2 separate regions of the Homo sapiens genome follow, and region 2 is linked to region 1. Evidence: read pairs that join two places in POLR2A ChIA-PET (ENCODE). Cell type or tissue: MCF 10A. All regions are shown on one strand. Region 1 overlaps NPL (N-acetylneuraminate pyruvate lyase). Region 2 has its middle 6.4 kb from the start of RNASEL.

The links. ChIA-PET counts read pairs that join two places held together with the same protein. Peaks named below come from ENCODE experiments on the same cell type or tissue, not always from the same donor. Only the 100,000 strongest peaks of a DNase experiment are listed, where the experiment ranks them.
Region 2: POLR2A ChIA-PET joins it to region 1 with 5 read pairs; 9 of 35 experiments call an interaction of 5 or more read pairs at or near these places.

Annotation. Positions count from the first base shown.
Region 1 is chr1:182,799,347-182,804,346 of GRCh38, forward strand. It overlaps NPL (N-acetylneuraminate pyruvate lyase), which reads left to right. Exons shown (of 13, transcript NM_030769.3): 4 at 4,352-4,425. Among named protein-coding and RNA genes, the nearest start is that of NPL, 12 kb to the left of the region's middle. In MCF 10A, no CTCF peak of the experiment used is centred here; DNase peaks (open chromatin) are centred at 2,805 and 4,705.
Region 2 is chr1:182,593,158-182,598,157 of GRCh38, forward strand. No RefSeq gene overlaps it. Among named protein-coding and RNA genes, the nearest start is that of RNASEL, 6.4 kb to the left of the region's middle. In MCF 10A, a CTCF peak has its summit at 2,679; a DNase peak (open chromatin) is centred at 2,704.

The DNA.
Region 1 (5,000 bases):
TAGAATGTTGTTTAGCCGGTATAGTAATGGACCATCTAAAAATGTGGGAAGATGTTAAAATTAGAATGCTGAATGAAAAGTATAAAACTGTGTCTAATACGGCCATATTTATACAAGAAAATATAATGTGTATTTGTGAATAGAAAAATATCAAACTAAGAGGAATCATCTCCAGAGATATCCTGAGTGGGTTTTCTTTTTTTATTGTATGTACTTTCTAAAGTAAACTATATAGCTCCTGTAATTAAAAAAAAAAGTTAAATAAAATTAGTGGGGCACAGTGGCACACATCTGTAGTCCCAGTTACTTGGGAGGCTGAAGTGGGAGGATTACTTGAATTCAGGAGTTTGAGGCCAGCCTAGACAACATAGCAAGACCCTGTCTCCAAAAAAAAAAAAAAAAAAAAAGCCCCAAGGCATGAATCTAAACCCAACGCAAAGAATCTGAATCCCCAGGAATTGAAATTAAGACATTAAACTGGGTTTAAATATAAAAATGACTACAGCAAGCATGGAATTTGGTTCTGGGTCACTCTCCCCTGATGTGCCCAGTTGTTAGATGTGTTCTTGGGGCTCATGAAAGAAGAGAAGGTGCTGTGCAGCCTATTCAAGTGAATTGACTTCTGTCAACTCACTTCTGTGAGCACTGAGCTCCAAATGCCCAGTGGGTGGGCAGAAGAATAATCCAATCTCATTGTTTCCATTCTCTCTAGTGACTTCCTGGTAACCGATCATGGTTAATGGCCTCTGGTGATGAAAATAGACCTAGGTACCATCAGAGTAGGGTGGGAAAACAAGTGAAGGGACAGGCTGGGCATGATGGCTCACACCTGTAATTCCAGCACTTTGGGAGGCCGAGGCAGGCAGATTGCTTGAGCCCAGGAGTTCGAGACCAGCCTGGGCAACCTGGTAAAACCCTGTCTCTACAAAAAATACAAAAATTAGCTGGGCGTTGTGGCACACACCTGTAGTCCTAGCTACTGGGGAGGCAGAGGCCAGAGGATCACTTGAGCCTGGGAGATTGAGGCTGTAGTGAGCCGTGATTGTGCCACTGTATTCCAGCCTGGGTGACAGAGCAAGACCCTGTCTCAAAAAAAAAAAAAAAAAAAAAAAAACGGACAGAATCCTCAAGGAGAATTATTTTCGCCCTAACCCTGCCTTTTGGGTACCTATGTAACAAATGTGGTAGCAGCCCTGGATGATTTCACCCCCACTTGTGCCTGGAGCTGCTGAGCATCCCAGCCCAAGGCTGCAAACTTGCACCTGCAGAGTCAGGCAGGGATCTGAAATGCCTGAGGGACCTGGGGGCATCCAGTCCTCTAAAGTAGGGCCTACTGCTGCTTTTTCTAATTTCCAGCTGTATGGAAATGTAGCCCTGGCTTTTTTTTTTTTTTTTTTTTTTGAGACCGAGTCTCGCTCTGTCACCCAGGCTGGAGTGCAGTGGTGCTATCTTGGCTCACTGCAACCTCCACCTCCCGGGTTCAAGCAATCCTGCCTCAGCATCCCTATTACAGGCTGAGATTACAAGTGCCCACCAATACGCCTGGCTCATTTTTGCATTTTTAGTAGAGACGGGATTTCACCATGTTGGCCAGCCTGGTCTCAAACTCTTGACCTCAAGTGACCCACCCACCTCAGCCTCCCAAAGTGCTGAGATTACAGGCATGAGCCACCATGCCCAGCAGCCCTGACATTGTTAGATTTTTCTGGCTTTTCAAATACTCATTTTTTTAAAGAAAAAATACAATATCGTCAAAGTCAAACATATTTAGAGTTAGCCCCTTTTCAACCTAGATCTCTCTAAAGAGGTCTGGTAGTTCCAAAAGGACTTAAGTCCAAGAACATTTTCTGGATGATGACCACTGCCCCCAAAATTCTGCCATTAGTGTCATTCTTGTAGGTTAGGGGCATTTTATAAGAAGCAGCAACCTACTTTCTCCTTTCTTGAAGGGACAGATAATGCAAAACCCATTAGACCTCTAACCCTGAGTGAAATTGTCAGCTGAATAGCCTGCCTCCCAGCAAGGCCTGAGGGAGAGAGGTGAGGGTAGGTCGAAGCACTATCCACTGAGGCCATCAAAACTGTGAAGTTCATGGAGAAAAAAGGAGCTTCTAGTTTCACATACTGGCCTAGACCTGCCTAAGGGTGCAGCCAACTCCCTAAAAAGAGGATGATACTAGAATAGGACAGAGCAAACAGTATCTCTCAAGAATGTTGGAGGGGTCGGGCTCAGTGGCTCACACTTGTAATCGCAACACTTTGGGAGGCTAAGGCAGGAGGATCGCTTGACCCCAGGAGTTCGAGACCAGTCTGGGCAACATAGTGAGGTCTCATCTCTACCCAAAATTTTCAAGTTAGCTGCACCTGTGGTCCTAGCTACTTGGGAGGCTGAGGCAAGAGAATCACTTGAGCCCAGGAGGTCAAGGCTTGCAGTGAGCCACGATTACACCACTGCACTCCAGCCTGGGCGACAGAGTGAGACCTTGTCTCCAAAAAAACAAAAAAATGTTGGAGGGAAGGAGGACATAGGGTTTTGTCCTATTTATCCAATGTCTTCTTTCCAGCCTCCCTAGCTGTCATTTATCAGTCCTCTTCTGAGCCCCCATACAATTACTTTTTGCCTCAGTCATAACCTTCATTATATTTTGCTATTTTAATCACGTATACTATCTTCTTTAATTAATGTAATAGTGAAATTTCAAAATATTATGCAAGCGTGGTGCTAACCTGCTTGTAAAGGCAGAGCTTGTGGTGATTTCATCATTGTAAGTTCCCACATCACCACTCCTTTGCCCAGCCTTTGCTGAACACCTGGGCTGTTCCAGGTGCAGACAGAGGTCAGGAGGGAGCAGTGTTAGGATATGGAGGCATGTGCCATAATGAGGGAGTTCGCTCCCCTTATAGGCTTTATAATTGCATTAACACACCTTTTCCCAAGTGGCAGGCTCAGGCCTGCTATCTTTTCTCTGAGCTTGTTATAGGCATGATTGCCTGTGCATTCTTTGCATTTAATAGCTTTCCTTTTAAACTCAGAGTCAGCTGTTCTCTATCTTTCCTCATTTTGTTCTTATGCCTTTTGACATGTACATTTTGATGCCTTTGTTTCCTAGATGCATCAGATTTTTTTTTTTGTTTTTGTTGTTTAAGGAATTACCATAGGTAAAGGTGAAAAGAATGTTAATAAGGCCAAACTTCAATTAGGATTCTCTGGCCCTACAGACAAAAGTGCGGTGGCAGCCAGCTAGCACTCTGTGTTCTTGGCAGGGTAACCATGGGCACAGTGTAACCATTTAATGCAGGCTTGCTGCACCATTTTCCTTTGAATTTCACTCTTCATTGCCCATCATTCCCCTCCTGCATTTTGATTGAGGACAGGTTGCCTAATACAACTTGTGAGGAGTCAGTTTTTAGATTTTGAAATCAATATGATTTTAAGAGATCTTAACCTTAAGCATCAGATCCTTACAAGGTTAGTGTGCCTCAAATTGCCAAGTGCATGCAGATCACACGGCGATCTTGTTAAAATTCAGATTCTAACTGGGCCGGACTGTGTGGGGCTTGGGATTCCATGTGTCTAATAAAGTCCCCCAGATGCTGATGCTGCTGTTCCGCCTTTGAGAGGCAAAGTGATGACAAAGTTCCCTTCTAACTGCTAACCTTGTTCAATGTAAAACCAGCAAATACAGATGGGTTTAAGACTCCATGTTTGTCCCAAATATTAAGTGCTAAAATTCTTATAATATTAAGATTGACTTTTCCTATCCTGTGAGCCTAAGAAATGAATGTTTCCATCCTCTGTAATGACTTCCTAATAATTGATCATGGATAATGGCCTCCAGCGATGAAAATAGACCTAAGTACCCTAAGAGTAGGGTGGGAAAACGCAAGAAGGGACAGGCCAGGCATGATGGCTCATACTTGTAATCCCAGTACTTGGGATCAAATGGCAAATGTTAAGTTCTCATTTAACCATGTCTGCAACCATCAATCTTCCCCTAAAAGGGCAAAAGATGTGTGGCCATATGGACTTTAAAGAGAGAGCGTTGGGCAAAAGATAGTTCGTTAACTACTTTTTAAATACTGCTTGTCATGAGGTGTAAATATAAAGCCTCTGTTGATAACTAACAGTGTTTTGCTCACAGAAGTGAGGCATACATGGCTGAGTGAAGAAATCACCAGATTCAGGGGGGGAAAAAAACCCCAGGCATTATTTACAGCAGGCTAAGAATTTCACAAATTGAGTGGATTTTTAATAACTATTAGCAAGAGGGAGCAGTTTATATACCTGAGCATTTGTTGAATAATAATCTGAAAAAGACTAAATATGCCTTTTTTTCCACATGTCTTCTAGAGAAATCAACTTTTCAGTAATTGGTCAGTATGTGGATTATCTTGTGAAAGAACAGGGAGTGAAGAACATTTTTGGTAAGTCAACTCTGGGGATGTCGCTGCATGTCTCCAGCTCAGTCTTTAGAAGGTATATCTTACCTGGTTACCAGCCAAGAGGTCACACAGTCATGGTGTCACAGGTTATGATGGAGCCTGGCTAAGCTAACTAAAATTTGTGAATTTGTAGGCCCACCAATCTTAGACCTACAAAGCACCTCAAGAGATTACCTCATTTGATAGTGTGCCAACACTTAAGGTATTATTTTTTATCCCCATTTGGAGATGAAAATATATGACTCAGATATACTCTAGGTTGCCCCAGGCCATTCAGCCAAGAAGTGGTAGAGTAACAACCAAACCCTCTTAAGTAACAACTAAACACTCTTCTCTCTTTTGTTTATTTATTTATTGAGATGGAGTCTTGCTCTATCTCCCCCTGGGCTGGAATGCAGTGGCACCATCAGCTCACTGCAACCTCTACCTCCCGGGTTCAAGCAATTCTCCTGCCTCAGCCTCCTGGGTAGCCGGACTATAGGCGCACACCACCACACCTGGCTAATTTTTGTATTTTTAGTAGAGACAGGGTCTTGCCATATTGGACAGGCTGGTCT
Region 2 (5,000 bases), 210 kb before region 1:
CCGGCTAATTTTTAAAATTTTTTGTAGAGATGGGTTCTCACTGTGTTGCCCAGGCTGATTTTGAACTCCTGGCTTCAAGCAATCCTCCAGCTTTGTGCTCCCAAAGCACTGAGATTATAGATGTGAGCCATTCCACCCAGCCCCAGGATATCTTCTAAAAGGGAATCAGGATACTTATTTTAGGGTTTGAGCTTTTTGTCAGGTGATTTGGGGAAGGGTTTAAGGAAATAGAGGTTTGTTCTCAATTGGGTGGTGTCAGGAAGCAGAAGCACTTTGGTGCCTTCATTATGATCATCTAGGAATCAGGAGGAACAAAGTGTAGCTAGCACTGTCACTGCTCAAGGAACAGGTGGCTCATGTTACCCAGGAGAGGGGGTGTTGGTTACTTTTATGGTGGTATGGCATCTTTTCTTCACCTCGTGTTCAGTCCTCATTAAGAAGTGGCCTTATTTCTGTCTTGTTCCACTGTAGTCATAGGACAACATCATCAATTATTGTTGGCATTCTGCAGAATTGTTTTGTTCCATGGGAGCCAGGAGTATCAAGGAGGGGGGTGCCCCAAGAGACAGGTGGAGTCTGACAACAGTCCTGGCAGAAGGAGAGATCAGTCTGTCCACAAAGAGACCCCAGTCGCTGCTGGTTCAGAGGCCCAGACTCTGAAGACAGAATCACCAAGAGCAGAAGAGACCCCTCCCAGCAGTGGATGCGAATTCCAGGCTGGGAACATGGAGAGAGAAACCAAGGCCAAGGTGAAATGTAAGGATACCTTCCTCCTTCCCTCTGGCTCCCTCCTTCCCACACTCAAGATGTTAGAATTAAGCAATGTTCTTAACCTTTCCTTCCTTTGACAAGAAAGATCGCTGGGACTGCAGAGATTTTCTCTAAGCTTAGGAATAAATTGCATTTTACTTGCCAAAAGCCCTTCTTGGATCTTGGTGAGAAGACAATGGGGTCGAATTGATCACTGCACTCCAGCCTGGGTGACAGAATGAGACCCTGTCTCAAAAAGAAAAAGAAGAAAGAAAGAGAGAAAAGAAAAGAAAGAAAAGAAAAGAAGAAAGAAAGAAAGAAAGAAAAGAAAAGAAGAAAGAAAAAAAGAAAGAAAGAAGAAAGAAAGGAAGGAAGGAAGAAAGAAAGAAAGAAAGAACGAAAGAAAGAAAGAAAGAAAGAAAGAAAGAAAGAAAGAAAAAAGAAAGAAAGAAAGAAAGATTACACTGATGTGCTCACATCAGTAATATGAGAATGGTTTGGAATGGTTTGATGTTATGTAGCAATGGCTAACTGACATAGCTACTTGCTAGCTCTTTGAATTTGGGCAATTTACTTAAACTTTCTAGGCCTTGATTTCTGTGTCTATATAATGAGGATGATAATAATAGTAGCTAACTCATAGGAGTATCATGAGGATTACAGAAATTAACATACGCGAAGGACTTAGAACATTGCCTGCCACATACAAGCAGCTACCATTTTTGAACACTTACTTTTAAGTGCTATGATAAATATTTTTCCTAAATGTTCTCATTGTCATCACAAAAGTCCTATGAAGATAATATTATTGTTATTCACATTTTACAGGAAAAAGTGAGGCTCTGAGAAATTGAGTAATGTGCTGCAGTTTACTCAGCTGATAAATAGCAGATGTGGAACTTAATTCAGTTGCCTAACTTCCGAGCCTGCTGACTCCATGATTAGGTTATACCACGCTGCCTGTGAGGCTGCGCCTTGGAACTGTGAGATTAACTGAGCTAAGGCAATTCTCCTCCCCGGCACGGAACTGTCCCTTAAGTGGCATCCCATTACAATCATAAGATTAATCCACACATTGTTGCTTTTCTCAAAGATTAAATTAAATCATTCTCCAGGTTACAGATCAAAGCTTGAAAATCACCAACACTGTGAATCAAGAAACATCTTTTCTAAATGATGGGGACTCCAACTCCATTATCCAGCGCCTAACCGCCGTATATCTCTTACCCTCAGGAGCACACCTCAGTTATGTAAGTTTCAAGTCTTTCTTTTCTTCCTTAAAGCAATTTGAATAACTGGACCAATTTAAAAGATTCGTGACAGTAAATTACTTTGCAGTCAGCAAGGCAATAGGCCCTGACACTTTTTTTTTTAATTGGAAGTTTTGCTCTTGTTGCCCAAGCTGGAGTGCAATGGCGCGATCTCGGCTCACTGCAACCTCCGCCTCCTGGGTTCAAGCGATTCTCCTGCCTCAGCCTCCTGAGTAGCTGGGATTACAGGTGCGTGCCACCATGCCCGGCTAATTTTTTGTATTTTTAGTAGAAACGGGGTTTCACCATGTTAGCCAGGCTGGTCTTGAACTCCTGACCTCAGGTGATCTGCCCACCTCAGCATCCCAAAGTGCTGGGATTACAGGCCTGAGCCACCGCGCCCGGCCCCCTGACACCTTTTTTCTCTCTACCTTACAGCTTCCATTTTTAAAAGTAATTTCATCCCTATAAACTAAAGAATCTCGGTTTAACTCCTATACCTGCTGTGCTGTCTCAGTAGTGATATTAATAATTCTCATTTCTGTTAAAATTTCACATGTTTATTAAAATGCATTAATAAATAAAACTACAGTGAAACAAATGAAAGCCATTGGATGTATAATTCCAAAGGAAGAAGCCAAACTTTAAAAGCTTGCATTGCCTGGCATGGCCACAGTGAGGCAGTAGAGGGTGAGAGACAAGCAGCCTCGCACAGTCACAGGGCACATATTTGAAAACAGCGTTGGCTGACCTGGTTTCCAGGAATCCCATGGTCCCTCTAATACCCTGGCTTACTTAATGCCTCCAGCCTTCCATTTCTTTTTCTGAAATTCTGGAATGCTGTAAACATCAGACAAAATATGGTACTGAAGCAGCTAAAAAAAAAAGTAGATTTAGAATCCTGAGTTGAAATTCTGATCCTGCCATTTTATTCAAGAAGTCAAAAGACTTTTTGACTTGACTAATGCCTACTGTATACAAATCACTGTGCTAAGTACTGGGAATCAGATAATAATAATAGCCAATAGTCATGAGGCATTAACATTGTGCCGCACACTTTTATTTCATTCAGTGTTCCCTGTGACGCTTACTCTTATTATCCTCATTTTACAGCTGAGGCTTAAGCAACTTTCCAAGGTGAATGGCCAGGATTCCAACCCAACATTCCGGCTCCACAGCTGGGACTGGAGAACTGCTTTGCTGTAGTCTGTTCTGCCCCATCTCACCAAGGTGAATAATATGACCCTGACTTTGAAGAGCTCAGTTTAATAGGAGAGCAAAAGCCATGAAGAAAGAAGTTATGGAGGAATACCATATGTGCTACAATCAAAGTAAGAACACTGTGTCTTAGAATCATGCAAGTTGGGAGCAATTAACTCTGTACAGGGACATCTGGGAAGGCTTCACTGAGGAGGTGATGTTTTTGCTGGATTTTGAAAGTTGGCATTCTCCTCCTCGCACCTCAACCCCCAATTTTTTCTAAAAAAGAGGAGAAAGAGGTGTTCTAGGCAGAGAGAACAGCATGTGTAGCCACAAAAAAAAAAAAAGAGAGAGAGAGAGAAGGGAAAAGTCTGAGAATGAAGGCTGTCCAGGCAGGAGATACGTCTGGAGAGGGACTTGGGTCAGGTCAGAGACCCCCTTGTGTGTCAGGATTAAAGCTGGACTTTATTTTAGAGTCAAAAGTGAACCGCTGAGGGGTTCTAACGTAGCCACAAAGTGCTCAGATCTGTGCTTTAGAGCTGAAGACTGGCACAGTGTGGAAAATGAACCAGCACAGGGAGAGGCTGGGGTAGGGAGACCCGCCGGGAAATTGTGGTATCTGATTGGAGAGGATGAGAGAGTCCTCTAAGGAAGCCTTGGTGAGCCTGTGCAGAAGCTGGACCCAACGCATTTGGGTCTGAGGGATTTCGATGCACTCAATACATGCATGTTAAAGGCATAAAGATGGAAGGAGAGCAGTAGGAAAGGGCGAGTGTTAGTACCTCCCTGTCTTTCTGGGTCCTCCGCTCTTCCTTCCCTTATCAGTCACATTCCTCCACCCATCTTTCACAGACTGGACTCCCCATGGCATAACTGAGTTCAGATCCCCATTCTGCCACTCACTGGCTGGCTGCCCCAAGCATGTCCCTCCCTCTCAGAGCTTGTTTCCTTCTCTGGATGATAAAGTGTTCAGACCCACTCCACAGAGCTGTTGTAAGGACTAACAGAGCTCAGGGCCTGCCACAGTGTTGGTCCCTGTCTTCCTTCCCAGGCCCTTAATTTCAGGATCCTCCCTGGTGTCACCCACAGAATCCCTCCTTAGATCTGTGCTTAAGATGTGATTCTATGGGGATTTCTACCCCATGTTCCTGAAGTCTGATCACTTTACTCAGACTATCAATAGGGAAGAAATAAAGGTTCATTTAAGGTCCAGATCTGTGTATAAACAGATCATTCAACAGAGAAGAAAACATTTTTTTAAGTAGTCGTAATCAGAAAAAAATGAGAGGGATTCAGTAGGATGAAAAAGGAGAACAAGCAGGCAATTAGCAGAGGAAGAACAGATTTTGATCCTTGCAAACCTACCCCCAGGGTCTCACTGTGTCCCCCAGGCTGGAGTGCGGTAGAGTGATCTCAGCTCATGGCAGCCTTGACCTCCCCAGCATAAGCCATCCTCCCACCTCAGTCTCCCAAGTAGCTGGGACTACAGGCATGTGCCACCACACTCTGCTAATGTTTGACTTTTTGTAGAAACTGGGTTTTGCCATGTTGCCCAGCCTGGTCTTGAGCTCCTGGGCTTAAGTGATCCACCCTCCTCAGCCTCCCTCCCTCAGTGCTCACAGGCATGAGCCACCGCGCCTGTCTCCGTACCCCCAAATTCTTTCAAGCACAGTTCAACCCTTATTCCCTTGGCCCATGGAATGGAGCAGCCTCATGTACAGAGTGGCTTCATATACCTCATCTCAGATACTTCTATGAAATTATAAAAAGAATAATAATTTCTTGAATATAAATTACAAA